2 separate regions of the Mus musculus genome follow, and region 1 is linked to region 2. A link is a loop called in an ENCODE intact Hi-C map of the cell type or tissue named here. Cell type or tissue: heart. All regions are shown on one strand. Links, peaks and the distances in the headings refer to the core of each region. The heading gives the core; the rest is flanking DNA.

Region 1 (7,955 bases), core at 1,887-6,886, 240 kb before region 2:
CGAGGGCTCAGTGGCCAGCCAGCCTAGCTGAAATGCCAAGCTCTAGGTTCAGTGAGAAACCCAGCCTCAAAAAAATATGGTGGAGAAGCCATACTGTGTATGCGAAGTCCATGTCCCTGCAACTGACTTATTATTACCAGGCTTTTGTTAGAGTTTGCCACTGGAATGAGTGGTTTTCAAGATTTTTGTCACATCATTAATAACTTCACTCAAAAATCACACATCCTTATTTCAAACAAAGCATTCAGCCATGTAGTCAACATCTTTTTGACCTCACTTACAAACAACCCTGACAGACGAATGAATAATTGCTTATTTCATGTCTTTACTTTAAACTGCTTCATGGATATAGTTAATTATCTTTCCACAGCTGCACAAAGAAGGCACATGAAAAGACGCATCTATGTTTTTTAATCATTTTATAGAAACAAATGTATAAAAGTGTGTGCACAGAGACAGATTTTTGCATATTACAATTATTGCTGAACAAAATGATTGGTTCATGTTTTCCCACAAGTTCCCTTAAGTGAGAGATCTGTGCAACTTTCTTCAAGCCACAAGCTTACATCTGAATGTTGAATTATTTGGTAGTTTATACTACAGAAAGATAATTGACTCATGGTCAAACCTATTCCAACAGCACATGATGCACCTCAAAGTTGTATGCAGGTCTCCATTAGCAGTTGAGCTACCACCAGATGTCCACTGTGGGCCACACACAGACCTGGCGCTGATCAGGTCTCTACTGTTAACTGTGCTAAAATGATCTGGTCTTTTTATAATGTTAGTGACATTGTGAGCCCTAACTCAGTCCTATCAGCCAATGATAAATACCAGTTAGAAAATGATAAGAATCTTGAGCCAACTGACTGGGTTCAGCAGAGTGAGTTAGACCAACAGTGACTCAGACAGCATAGGAAACAAAGGGCATGTAAAACAGCCAGAACTCAAAAGCAAAATTACACAGAACTCAATGAAAAACCCAAAGCTATGTGACCTCCTCTCTCATCAAGCCAGGTGACCTGGAAAATCTTTGGGACGCTCCTGCCCTTCCCACACTGTAGCCTCAGAGTTTTGTAAATCTCTAAGGAGGGAACATCACTGCCCACGTGCACTGTGGCTGACAGGTGTGCATGTTACTTCTGTGTAACTACATTTTCAGGAGATTGTAAGACTTTATCAGAAGATGTATACATGTGCCCAGTTAGACTTTTGTTCCTGAATGTGAGCTATCATTCAGGTCACTGCCTGTGTCAGCCTCACTTGGCTGGGGGTTGGGGAGAGAAGAAAGGGGAAATCTTGGAAATCAGAGCTCTATCTATCTCAACAACAGTCAAGTCAGACTTCTTTCAGAGTCCAGAAATTATTTCAGTGCTCTTTTTAAAATTACTGGAAGTACAGAAAGCTCATCTTTATAAAAATTATTATACCTTTAGTTTGCTTCCTGTAGGAAGGTCAGAGGGCCTAGATCCAATTAATGGCAAAAATCTTCTTCAGCCCACAGCATAATTTAGTAGTGACTATGTTTTATTGTTCTTCCAATGCCTTTGAGAAAAAAGCTACTGCTGCTGTTATCTGAACCCATTTAGACTTTGACTCAGTGTATGGACTGAGCCTTATATCTGAAACAACAAAATGTAGAAACTCTACAAATTATCTCACAATGGATTGGTCATGACAAATAAGCTGCCAAATCCACATTCCTGCTCTATAAGACAGAGGCAAGTGGCCAGCCCTGCCCCACAGTAAACAGCTAATTAGATGAATGCTTTGTGTGAGGGGAGAAAAGGACAGTACCCGTCGGTCACTGGTCCCCTCCAAGTTGGCACTGCTTTTTGTCACTTAAGAGTTGAAGTGGTTTTCCTGCCTTGAATGGTTGGAATTCTTGACGTAGAGAAGAGCTGAAGTCATGAGTTGTGGATGACAGGAAAGAAAAGCTCCCCAGTCCAGTCAGCGACAGTCATCAACTCTATGGTCCTGTCTGGCTTGCACAACAACAGACTGCACTTCCTGCCAAGATCAGGTATTCTTGCTGACTCCCATTCTCCAGGATGTGGGTAGTGAGATACAGCAACAGAACTGCAGGCCCCAGGCCTTCCCTGAGCAGGAAGCCCAGGGATGAAGCCTGCAGCCTTCAGTGGGGTGCATGGACCAGCAGCTTAGGGAGCGTCCACTTAGTCAGTAACTCACATTCCCATCAGAAGTGTGCACATGGTGGCCACATATGAATGCCATTGCACACGAAGAGTTGGGATAAGAAGGTCCCCAAAATTTTTGAGTGGGCACTTGGTTATAGGGACCTCTAACTCATTATCACTAGTTTGACCCAACCAGAAAGCCAGCCATAGTCCATAGTGGATGACTGAGGGGCTGAGGGAGAGGTTGGAAAATGAGGGAAATTGTCCTCTCACCCACAGGTCGCAGAAACTCCTTTCCACCAGACTTTCATCTGGCTTCCTGTGCCACTGGGCACTGTTCTGGGAGGTCTCTTGAGTTCCTGCTGAGCACTCACTGTTCCTGACCATCTTAGCAGCTCTTGCTGCCTTCTTGAGCTTGGTCTCAGCTTGGTAAAAGAGGTAGGCTCTTACCTAGCTTCATGCTGTTCTCTGCTGTTTCTAGGCAAGACTCACAACCCCTGCCTAGACCAAAGTCACACATTCGTCCTGTGGTGTAGGATCGTATATATGAAACAAGAAATGGTTCCATAACTTATTCCTCCTCAGCTCATTCTCAACATCTAAACTAAATTTTGTGACTATAAACCTCATTAATGAGTTTCCTCCCACATGCCAAAGACTACATGCAATTCTTTATAGGTTATGCAGAGGTCATAAAGCATCCAAGGGTATAGAACCAGCAGGCAGCACAGAACTGGCAAGAGGTATAGCTTAGCAGATCTCTCAAGGACAAAGTCTGTATGATGGAGTAGAAGTCCCAGCCCAAGACAACCCTAGAACACACTTAAACAACACTTGCTGGATAATTGATGGAGTGAATAAATGTCAGATGATACAATAAAGGGCACACTTCCCTTCCAGGCTGAAAGATGTAGGTCTCCATTCCACTGTAATGAGATTGCAAGGGACAGTTATTAATTCTTTACAGCATGGTCAGGGTGAAGGCATGGCCTCCAAGGAACATAATTAATATGCAAGTGAGTTTATATCATTCTCCCATCAGGAAACCTGTCACTAGTACACGGTGTTCATCTTTCTTGATTATTCACTTGGGTGGTAGTCTGCAAATTAAGAGATTGTTCAACCCTGGAAGGAGGATCACCACAGATAAGGAGTTTGGGTACAAGAAGCCTGGAGCACTTTCTCACGGTCATGCCGCAAAAACCTGAAATGGGGAAAATTAACAAAGGGAATGAAGAGGGTGGGCAAAAAGACATACTGCACGTGCTCCCAACCCATCTGATCATTCTCAAGGATTTTAAGCTCAAGGACTACACTGGCCCACAGCCCTACAGACCTCATCCTACAAATTTTATTTCCAGTGCCCATCTGACCTTGTTCCTCCACCTCCCCTCTCAGCTATCCATCCTCTCACAGAGGAGTTTGCCTTCCTCAGTCAATTGACAATTGACTACCCCATCATAGACGCCCTGCAGCAGGCTTTAAGAGAGCTGCCCGAGCTCCTCTTTGCCACTCTGTCCGAGCAGCTGCCTTTCACCTCCCTACAGCACCCTTTGTCTTATGAACAGAGGGATGTGCAGTCTTGCCCAAGAAAGAAAAGACTCCTCTTAGCCTCAAAATAGAAATTCAGCAGGAGAGGTATTTTGGTAAAAATAAAGGGTCAGCTGGAAGAATGCACAACCCAAGCTGTACTTTCAACAAAGAAGCTGGCCTGATTGCCCGAAGCACCTGTGGGGTGTATTATTCTGCGCTAGCTAAAAGAGTAAACAATGCTTTCAAACTGGAGTGCATCAAGTCTAGAAGGACTGCATGCATGTGCACATCACACCCTGTCCCTTTGCTTCACACTCCACAGAGTTCAAATCAACGTTCCAACGAACGTCACTGTTAATTGTAAGCTCATGATGAACATTCTTAATTGTAATACTCTTATGTACTCAAGGAAAGCCAAATTTGATAAATCATATTCAGCCCATCCAGTGGCTATCTGCACAGACACAAAGAACACTGGTAGCCCTAAGTAAATGCAAATGAGGTGTTCTGTTTTGATTTGGGGTTCTAGATTGTTTATTTATTTGTGTGTGTGTGTGTGTGTGTGTGTGAGCGAGCATGTACAGGCACATGTGAATGTGTACTTGAGTATATATGTCATAGCACATGTTTGGAAAACAGAATATAATTTGTAGGAGATGGTTCTCTCCTTCCACCCTACCAAGGACCAAACTCCAGTCATCCGGCTCAGTATAAGTTTGCTCCTAAGCCATCTACCAGGCCCTGGTTATATTCTTCTAAGATGTTCTTTTAGGTCCACTCTGTGGACTAGGCTGGCCTCAAACTCTCAGTGATTGTCCTGCCCACCTCCAATGCCAGGATTACAGACATGCCTCCCTACGTGCCTGTAGATATAAACCTTAAGTTTTTCTTCACTGGTTTGTCACCAACAGCCAAGGCTCTGCCAGCAACCCAATCATTTATATGAGCATCATTATTTATTCCTCCAGTAAAATAGCCACTAACATTCTAATACAAATAGCTCTTAGGAAATCACTTTTCAACAGGTTACAAGAAAGAACTTTTTTTTTAAGTTATAAGGGGATCAAAGGCATCCAAGCTTCGCAGCATACAGCCTCGGGGAGAGTTGCTTCCCTACCACTTTCCCTGAACATAGAGCCACAGATGAGAACAGAGCATCAGCACAGGCGCTGAACATCTTGTTCGCAAACTGAACAGTAAAACAAATTCCCAGAACGCCAGCAGCCGTAACCCTAAATTCATTTTTAAAATAATGTGCTAACACAAGTAAAAGAACCTACGTTGGCGCCCTCTGGTGCCCACAAAGAACTGATTTAGGCAACTTGAAGTACTAAAACTAAAACTAAGTCTTTGTTACCTGAGAAGAAGAACATAAAACACACACACACACACACACACACACACACACGCGCGCGCGCCCGCTCACTCTCGCTCACTCGCTCGCACGTGCACTCGCATGCGCTACATGCCTTTCAACACATTAAATCACAAACAACAAACCCAACCAGAAGATAACCATGGAAAGAAACTGTTGGTTCTTACCAGCAAGTGAACTGAGTGTGACTCTGTAAGGTTCTGCTGCTGTCAGCCCTGAGCTCCCAAGCACAGTAACTCCCACGGATCCTTCCTGTTTGCTCCCCAAGTGGAAGTGCTGCTAACTCCTTGTCACCAAAACACCAGATACAAGTACTTTACCAAAGCCACAGAGTGTTTCCCATAGAGTCATATATCTAAAGTTGATTGGAAGAATTAAAAGTTAATTCTTCACAGTTAATCCCCGCCCCTCAAATTAGCTTTCCTTTTTTGAAGGGAAGTCAATCCTTCAAAGTAGTTAAGAAAATAAAACTGAAAGCATTCAAGACCAGAATATACGTTTGCTTCCCCAAGATAGGAGCATCCTTACAGTGTGTATCTGTCTACACGCAGCATGGGAAGGAAGTCTGCCCTTGCAGGTGTACCTGATCTAAGACAATAACTACCATAACTGGCCACACTGACACCATGGAGGGAGGCCAGTTGCTGCATGGATGGAGCTGTGAGTGGTATAGAGAGTTACCTAGCCAGTCTTCGCTCTAATTTCTTTTTTTTTTAAATTGGATATTTTATTTGTTTACATTTCAAATGTAATCCCCTTTCCTGGTTTCCCCTCTGCAAACTCCCTATCCCATTCCCCCTTAAACTGCTTCTATGAGAGTGCTCCCCTGCCCACCCACCCACTCCTGCCTCACAGAGCTAGCATTCCTATACACTGGAGCATAAAGCCTTCACAGGACCAAGGGCCTCCCCTCCCATTGATGCCAGATAAGGCCCCTTCAGCTCCTTCAGTTCTTCCCCTAACTCCTCCATTGGGGTCCCTTTGCTCAGTCCGATGGTTGGCTGTGAGCATCCTCATCTGTATTGGTCAGGATCTGGCAGAGTCTCTCAGGATACAGCTGTATCAGGCTCCTATCAGCAAGCACTTCTTGTCATCAGCAATAGTGTCTGGGTTTGGTGTTTGCATGTGGGGGGAGGGTATAGGGAACTTTTGGGATAGCATTTGAAATGTAAATAAGGAAAATATCTAATAAAAAATCAAAATTAAAAAAGAATGGATCAATTTGCATTCTTCTACATACTAACCACCAGTTAAGCCAGCACCATTTGTTAAAAATGCTGTCTTTCTTCCACTGGGTGGTTTTTAGCTCGTTTGTCAAGATTAAGTAAGCATAGATGTATGGGTTCATTTCTGGGTCTTCAACTCTATTCCATTGTTCTCCCTGTATGTCTCTGTACCAATACCATACAATTTTTATCACCATTGCTCTGTAGTATAGCTTGAGGTCAGGGATGTTGATTCCCCCAGAAGTTCTTTTATTGTTGAGAATAGTTTTTGCTATCCTGGATTTTTTGTTATTCCAAATGAGTTTGAGACTTGCTCTTTCTAACTCTATGAAGAATTGAGTTGGAGTTGTGATGGGGATTGCATTGAACCTGTAGGCTGCTTTCGGCAAGATGGCCATTTTTCCTATATTAATCCTGCCAATCCATGAGCATGGGAGATCTTTCCATCTTTTGAGGTTTTCTTCGATTTCTTTCTTCAGAAACTTGAAGTTCTTGTTGTACAGATCATTCACTTGTTTGGTTAGAGTCACACCAAGATAGTCTATATTACTTGTGACTATTGTGAAGGGTATTGCTTCCCTAATTTCTTTCTCAACCTGTTTATAATTTGGTTGAGCTAATTTTATATCCAGTTGAAGTTGTTTATCAGCAGGAGGAGTTCTCTGATGGATTTTTTTAGGGTCACTTAATTATACTATCATGTCACCTAAAAATAATGATATTTGACTTGCTTCCTTTCCAATTTGTAATTCTTTGACCTCCTTTTGTTGTCTAATTGCTCTGGCTAGGTCTTCAAGTACTATATTGAATAGATAAGGAGAGAGTGGGCAGCCTTGTCTAGTCCCTGTTTTAGTAGGATTGCTTCAGTTTCTCTCCATTTGGTTTGATGTTGGCTACTAGTTTACTGTATATTTCTTTTAACAGTTTTAGACATGGGCCTTGAATTCCTGATCTTCCCAAGACTTTTAACATGAAGGGATGCTGAATTTTGGCAAATGCTTTTTCAGCATCTAATGAAATGAGCATGGTCTTTTTTTCCTTTGAGTTTGTTTATCTAGTGGGTTACACTGATAGATTTCCTTATATTGAACAATCCCTGCATTCCTGGGAAGATGCCTACTTGATCTTGGTGAAAGATCATTTATTTTGTGGTAATCTTGGATTCAGTTTGTGAGAATTTTATTGAGTATTTTTGCATCGATACTCAAGAGATATTGGTCTAAAGTTCTCTTTCTTTGTTGGGTCTTTGTGTGGTTTTGGTATCAGCGTAACTGTGGCTTCACAGAACAAATTGGGTAGTGCTCCTTCTGTATCTATTTTATGGAATACTTTGGAGAGTATTGGTATTATGTCTTCTTTGACGATCTGATAGAATTCTGCACTAAAACCATCTGGTCCTGGGCTTGTTTTGGTTGGGAAACTTTTTTTTTTAATTAGGTATTTTTTTCATTTATATTTCCAATGCTATCCCAAAAGTCCCCCACCACCACCACCACCACCACTCCCTCTTGGCCCTGGCGTTCCCCTGTACTGAGGCATATAAAGTTTGCACAACCAATGGGCCTCTCTTTCCACTGATGGCCGACTAGGCCATCTTCTGATACATATGCAGCTAGAGACACGAGCTCTGGGGGGGTACTGGTTAGTTCATATTGTTGTTTCATCTATAGGGTTGCAGATCTC
Region 2 (7,955 bases), core at 1,808-6,807:
CCTGCGTATTCCAGTGCTTACCTTCTCACTTGTGTCACTCCTACTGAGTCAGCCTGCTAGTCTGTAAAGCATTCCGTGTCATGGTGAAACTCACATTAGCTAACCATTTCCTCACTGCTCCCCACCCCTTCTTCCAAATCCTCATCTTGCTTAAATATTATTTCAGTACTGTTACATTTTTCATTCTGTGCAGTAGTTAGATTAGTGTCTGGTGTCAATGCAGGTGCCAATGCAGAAATGTCAAAGGAATATACCAAGACTACTTTTTTTTTGGGGGGGGGGCGGGGCCTAGTCAATAAGTAACATGTGTAACTCTTCACAACTGCAAGCTGCAGATGGTAAGTTTGACACAACTCTTTTTTTTAATGTTTTTTATCAAAAATAATTTTTCATACAATATATTCTGATGACAATTTCCTCTCCCCCAACTCCTCCCAGATCCTCCCCACTCCCCTTACCCTCCCAATTCTACATTTTCTTTCCTTTCTTTTTATCTCTCTTCAGAAAGCAGGCAAACAAAACCCATAAAAACAAAAAAAAATATAGAAACCATAATATATAAGAGACCAGTAACTGTGTTCAAACAGAGCAATATGAGACAAAAAGTCTACAAAAAATACCATTGGATTCATTTTTTATTTTTTGCTGACCACCTACTACAGGACATGGGGCCTACTCTTAAGTGTGGTTAATATACCCAATGAAACCCCATTGGAAAAAAACAATTTTTCTTTGCAAGTGGTTTGTCAATTGGAGATGGCTTCTTGAGCAGATCATGTCTACAATTCTCCTCGCAGCTCCTGAATATCCTCCCCCTCCCCTGGCTTGAACCTGTGCAGATCCTGTGAATGTCTCTAAATTTGTATGTGCATCAATTCTGTATATGTATGGAAGACACTGTTTCCTTAGAGTCATCCATCTCTTCTGGCTCTAACAATCTTTCCACCTCCTCTTCTGCATAGTTCCCTGATCCCTGAGAGGAAGGGTTTGATGAAGACATCCCATTTGGAACTCAATATTCAGAAATCTCTCATTCTTCATTAATTGTTCAGTTGTAGGTTTCTGTAGTAGTACCCACCTAAATATGGAAGATGGCTGAGCAATGGTGTATTGCAGAATGTGTGTGTGTGTGTGTGTATACACATGAGTATATACACACGAATATATACATACATATATGTCATTTTATTGCTATGTTCCTTTAACAGGACAATAGTATTTTATTTTACCCTAGACCCAAGACCTATCTAGTCTCGGGTTCTTGGCTACCAAAGCAGTGTGATGCATAGGTTCCAACTCCTGGAGTGGGCCTTAAATCAGAGTAGCTGGCTACTCCCACAATGTCTGTGCCACTATTATACCAGCATATCACACAGATAGGTCACTGTTGCAGATCAGAAGACTTTATAGCTGAGCTGGTAGTTACCTTTCTTCTCTAGTAGCAAACTCAGTACCTTCTGGTACCATGTATACTAGTCAGGAGGGGTGAAGACTCTAGTTAGGCACCAGCTCAACTACATCATATCTGGAAGTCAGTAGGATAAATTTCAGTGTTTTAAATCCCTGTTTAGAGAAAAGGCATACAATAGCAGAGATATCAATGTCCATGTGGTAATCTCTCCTGTGAGCCTCTATGGCTTTGAATCTGCACTCGGCGTCAGCCTGATGAACTTTCCCTGTTATTTACTTGACCACCTTTTCTTCCTTGTTAGTTTCTTTCCATCTATATATGTGCTTACATTAGGACCTTACCTCAGTGGTCCATAATTATTATTTCATCAATGGTTTTCTCCTATAGTCTGGTCTGTGATTCACAAGATTTTTTCTACCACAATCAGCCAGGTGATTAATTTTTCAGAAAGACGATATTAACTTCCTAATGGTGCTGGACCAAATTACCATAAGCCTTTTATTTATTGTCTTGTAGTTCTTGATGTCTATAGTCCTACCATCAAGATGTCAGCAAGATGGTCCCTAGGGCATTCTGGGAGAGAGTCAACCTTTGTCTTTTCTAGCACTTCAAGGCTAATTGCATACCTTGGCTCTCAGACCTTTTTCAAACCACTCCCACTTATGCTTCCATTGTCTTTTCCATTCTTTGGCCATCCTCCTGCAGTCTTACACTGCACCTACCAGATACCCTGTATGCCCATGAATATCAAGTCCTTTATTCTAACCATATTTGCAAAGTACCACATTCACAGGTTCTGGAGATTAGAAATGGGCATCTTTGGGTCATCACTTTTTACTGCTTTTTTTTTTTTAAGCTCTAGATAGTTTTGTTTTCTTTTCTCATACATCTCCTTGACCCATCTTGTTACATTTGGAGGATAGGTACAAATTCTATCTTGTACAAATTCTTTCCTGTCTCCCCAATTTACTCTTAAATAAGTCTCACTTGCTAGGTGCACTGGCCCTAAATGAGTGCCCCTGCTTCTGTTTTCTGTCTTTACCGCTGCTTCCTTCATACCTAATTAGGGCAGATGGTACTTCAAACAGCTGGAAGTTCGCCAAGGCTTGGTCTTCTTGGGGACTAAAGAGCAAGAAGCCAAAAGAACTGAATCAGAAGAAAGAAAGCTAACCTGACTAGTAGAGGCAAACAGTGATCATTTTCAAGCAAAGATGCCAAGGAGTATTGGGCCACATAGGTTCACTATGGGCCACTGTGGAAATTCAAATGCCTTTTTCTTTTAATTTTTATTAGGTATTTTCTTCATTTACATTTCAAATGCTATCCCAAAAGTCCCCTGTACCCTCCCCGCCCTCCGTCCCCCGCCCCACACCCCCCTACCCACCCACTCCCGCTTCTTGGCCATGGTGTTCCCCTGTACTGGGGCATATAAAATTTGCAATATCAAGGGGCCTCTCTTCCCAATGATGGCCGACTAGGCCATCTTCTGATACATATGCAGCTAGAGACACGAGCTCTGCGGTACTGGTTAGTTCATATTGTTGTTCCACCTATAGGGTTCCACACCTTCAGCTCCTTGGGTACTTTCTCTAGCTCCACCATTATGTTCCATCCAATAGCTGACTATGAGCATCCACTTCTGTATTTGCCAGGCACTGACATAGCCTCACAAGAGACAGCTATATCAGGGTCCTTTCAGCAAAATCTTGCTGGTGTATGCAATAGTGTCTGCGTTTGGTGGCTGATCGAATGGCTGAGAAGCACCTGAAAAAATGTTCAACATCCTTAATCATCAGGGAAATGCAAATCAAAACAACCCTGAGATTCCACCTCACACCAGTCAGAATGGCTAAGATCAAAAATTCAGGTGACAGCAGATGATGGCAAGGATGTGGAGAAAGAGGAGCACTCCTCCATTGTTGGTGGGATTGCAAGTTTGTACAACCACTCTGGAAATCAGTCTGGCGATTCCTCAGAAAATTGGACATAGTACTACCGGAGGATCCCGCAATACCTCTCCTGGACATATATCCAGAAGATGTTCTAACCGGTAAGAAGGACACATGCTCCACTATATTCATAGCAGCCTTATTTATAATAGCCAGAAGCTGGAAAGAACCCAGATGTCCCTCAGCAGAGGAATGGATACAGAAAATGTGGTACATTTACACAATGGAGTACTACTCAGCTATTAAAAACAACGAATTTATGAAATTCCTAGGCAAATGGATGGATCTGGAGGGCATCATCCTGAGTGAGGTAACCCAATCACAAAAGAACTCACATGATATGTGCTCACTGATAAGTGGATATTAGCCTTCTTTTTTAAGATCCTAGAGTCACAGATCCTAAGTTTCCCATTTGTGTCCCCTTATTTCCTCACATCACTAAAAATAGAGATCTAGTGCCACCTGTTGGCTGAAAGTTCTATGTGTCTCCAGGATGCCTTGGCTTCATTATTTTATTCATTAATATTCAACTTTTATTTATACAAGAGTAGGACTACACATCAAGTACACAGATATTCAAGCACTGTGACCCAAAACTACTACAGTTTAGCTACAAATTTAGTTTTCAGGTTCTAGCAACCAAAGCAAAAGGGAAGCAATTAGGACACAAAGTTAGTAGGCATCTCCAAGGGAAAGAAGAAACGAAGACTTGCAGGGGACAGCACAGGATTGTAAGACTGCTAAATACCTTTAAATCAAACTGTAAAATATCTAACAGTGATATTAATCATTTTTAAGCCTGGAGAACAATTGATAACTATTCTGAACTTTGGAAAAGAATGGCTACCAGGACAGTATTTCTGGTGTCAATCTGAAATTAAGTGAAGAGAGTAGCAGCCTACCTCATGGTACGTCTACAAGGCTTAGTACAAATGTCTAGAACACTGAATGCATGTTTCTTCAGAGAAAAATAACAAGAGATATTTGAAATTTTTATTTTATGTCTACGGTGTGTTCCCTAAATGTTTATGTCTGTGAACCACATGCATGCAGTGCCCTCAGAGGCCAGAAGAGGGTGTCAGACTCCCTGTGACTGGGGTTATAGATGGTTGTAAACTATTGTGTGTGCTGAGAATTAAACCCAGGTCCTCTGGTAGAGCAATCAGTGAGCCGTCTCTCCAATCCTCTGAAGTCGCGCTTCTGGATGGGCTCTTTACCTCAGGTGACTAACTCCCAGGACATGAGAGGTGATGCGACCTTCCATGAAAACCAAGACCACATTCCTACTGTCCTCCAAAAAGTCACTCAAAATGAGTTTTCAGGTCATTCCCTTCCTTCATTACATGCTAATATATTAATACTCAAACAAAAATCAAGCTTTGGGGGACAGAATCTTTCATTACAAATGATCAAAACTCAATAATGGCCAGTATGAGGATATATGACACACTGTAAACAAACACTCAACCATTATATAAATTTAAGTTGTGCAAAAAATGAAAACATCCTAAAAACTATACTATCATTATTTTATTTCAAAACAAACCCAAAATGTTCAGTGTCAGCATTGTCTAGTCAATAAGTCAAATCGCAGACAAAAACCTGTTTGGACAAGTCCAAAAAAATAAAAAGGGATTCTCCAAGAAAACCACAAAGCAGCTCATTTAAGGTCAATTTACTGTTTTTCTTCCAGCTCTGACATAAGATTTCACTACCTCAAAGGAAATTGTAAGTGTATCTATTTGCATTCCCCCCAGGTGATTGGCAGTTCAACACCAATTAGTTCAAAATTACACTGTTACTAGCATGCAATAAAAACAACACCTTTCATCTTCCTTACACAGGTAAGAATACCTTCAGAGCCAATAACTTTGATCAAATGAGTATTTTTGATCCTGCCCCACCCATGTCTTTGGATTCAGGAAAACTAATAGCTGAAGGCATTCTTCCCAACTTTATTCTTAAGTCGAAAAACTGGTGTGGTACTGAAAATATTTTGCTCCCAAGATAACAGAATTTCCCAAACTCCAGCATTTCTTCAACATCTGAGTTTATCCAATGGACAAGACAGTCTCAGCTGTTCAAGGACATCAGATGTTCAAGGACAGATATTAAATATACAATGTATTTTTAAACAAACATACATTTGAACTAGGCATGCATACAATTAAAATAGCTTGATGCAATAAAGTTATTTCCACAACAATTCTGTACCTTAAATCAATCAGGGTACTAAATTATTCAAAAGTAGTATAAACCAATTCTCTTTATATTTTTTAATTTAGCATATAAACAAAAGGGGTAGATTAAAATTTTGATCCAAGTAACTATAAAATTTTAACTGGTTACAACTTTAAATTTCACCAGCAATTCCATCTCTAAGAATGAGAGATTTTTCAAGTTGTGATAATTATTTCAAGTAATAGAAAAGTGATTGTTCAAACCCAAGGCTCCTTAGGACTGAGCAAAAGGACTGTCCCCAGAGAAACCACATGTGTTTGAGGCATCCAGATGCTGAAGCCTCATGTCCAAATCTCCAGTAGATCTGTTGTTTGTGTACTAACACTGAGGTTGCCTGTAGAAGAGACACAGACACATGCACACACAGACACACAGACACAGACAAACCACCTCTATGCTATTAACATTATTGTATCTTTTGGCTTCTGATGTCACATGACTATGATCCCGGTATTATAGGACTTCAAATGTTCAAAAACGGTGGCTATGCAAACCTACTTTCACTACTAATAACTGCAAGCAAGGGCAAAAATATTAAGACAACCAGCTTTAAAAATATTATGTAATGTTAGATACAATGAAAAAATGCTTTGGTCTTTTTTCTATTTCAGACACAAGCACTATAGATCTTGAAGTAGACAAGATGTTAAGACCACCCTTTATCCTTCATATTTTATTCTGCCATCAAATATGGTAACACCAGCATTCACACAGATGTGGTTGAAAGAAAGCTGAAATATATGGAATCACATTCCGATTTTTTGAGTGTGAGTTTTATAATACAACTTCTCTTCCTAATTCCAAGGACTATGTATGACACATGATCCACAGTCTTCGGCTTTGTTTCCCAAAATGGCCCTTTTAGTTTATGCTTCCCTCAGTCACTCTTGCAGCAAATAATTTGTTTGAACTACATTTTATTATATGAAAGTGACTCAAAGGGACCAAGAAGCCAAATAAATTTTGACTTCTGTCACTGTTTCATCCCTATTTATACAAATGCCTTCTGAAGATACACTATCAAGTCTAGGCTGTCTGACTATGCCCAAACACTTTGCATAGAATCCCAGAGTTGAAGTCCAAAATATTTCCCTAGAGGTGTGTGTGTGTGTGTGTGTGTGTGTGTGTGTGATGTGTAGGCAAACAAATACAGTAATTTATACATATAGCCTACTATAGTACTTGACATATGGTGCTTATATCCCTATTCAAAGAGGTATTCTTTACTCATTGATTAAGAAAGCTATTGTGTTCGCCATCTATAAATGACATTAGATAAGCAATATCCTAACTGCCTGCAGTACAGCGGTAACACAAGTGCCTGACAGAAAGCACTATGACAAAGCAGCCACAGATAAATCCTGAGTTTCAGTATCTTCACAAAACCCTGAAACTCAACTTCTAAGTAGCAAGAATCAAATACTGACAATGACACAGAAGCTGGCCGAGGTCCCCGAGGTCCGGGAAGAGAGGCTGCACAGGCACAGCTTGTTCTCCTCAGCCCCTTTGTTTTTCAGAACCCAACGGTATTAAAACCTAGAAAAAACTGCTACTGCTTCTGTGCTCTGAATAAAGAGTTAATGTAAATTTTAATGTGAACAGCCTTAAAAAAAAGAAAGAAAAAAAAAAAGATTAGGATCAAGAGGCTGGCGAGAGCTCAGTGGTAGAGGGCCTGGCTAGCATGTACAAAGAAGGCCCAGTGTTCAATCTCCAGTACTGGAAAAAAAAAAAAACTTACTTAGAATAAAACAAGCAAGAAACTGCCACTCCTCCAAAAGTGATATACAAATTTTTATCACAAAGATGAAAATAGTGCCTAACAGAATTGAATTATAGTTCAAAGACTTTAATAGTTTAAAAATAAATTACCTTAAAAGAGCTGTAAATGTTTTGAACTCAAACAAAAAAAAATAATTTCTATTCATTATAGAACTTCTAAAGTTATCCAGTACACCCATGGGCTATACACGCACAAAATCTAATTATTTCAATTAATGCTGCTGCATTACTTAAACAGTTAAGCATGTTATGGTATATGCAGCCTCTTAACACTGGGAAGAGCTATAAATGATTTTCTCCTGATTACTGTAATGGGTCCTCACTGCCGAGCCCTGGAAGTAAACAGTTCTGCTTGCACAGACTGTGTGGGTACAACAGTGGGAAATCCCTGATCTCCACCTGCCCAACCTCGGCTGTTTACTGTGCCTGTGTCACCCTTCCTAAACATGTCACCAGGATTCTGTTTTCTGTCCTCCCATTGAGTTTCACTTTCCCTGCCTGCCTTCTTAATGCTCTACCTTGGGTTTGTTTGGTGTTTTTATTTGATTTTTATCTACCCACCAATGGAACGAACA

What was found. A loop is a pair of places that touch in the nucleus more often than their neighbours do. Peaks named below come from ENCODE experiments on the same cell type or tissue, not always from the same donor. Only the 100,000 strongest peaks of a DNase experiment are listed, where the experiment ranks them.
Region 1: it touches region 2 in a loop (2.0-fold over the local background); 7 of 42 quality-filtered maps call a loop at or near these places.

The regions. Positions count from the first base shown.
Region 1 is chr5:29,031,886-29,039,840 of GRCm38, forward strand. No RefSeq gene overlaps it. Among named protein-coding and RNA genes, the nearest start is that of Gm35881, 27 kb to the left of the region's middle. In heart, for the core only: a CTCF peak has its summit at 4,957 (motif pointing left); no DNase peak of the experiment used is centred there; H3K27ac peaks cover 611 bases.
Region 2 is chr5:29,271,124-29,279,078 of GRCm38, forward strand. The region is part of intron 9 of Lmbr1 (limb region 1); the gene reads right to left. Gm42244 (a long non-coding RNA gene) reads right to left here and starts at 3,011. Exons shown (of 2, transcript XR_880915.1): 1 at 2,978-3,011; 2 at 639-2,533. In heart, for the core only: a CTCF peak has its summit at 3,834 (motif pointing left); no DNase peak of the experiment used is centred there.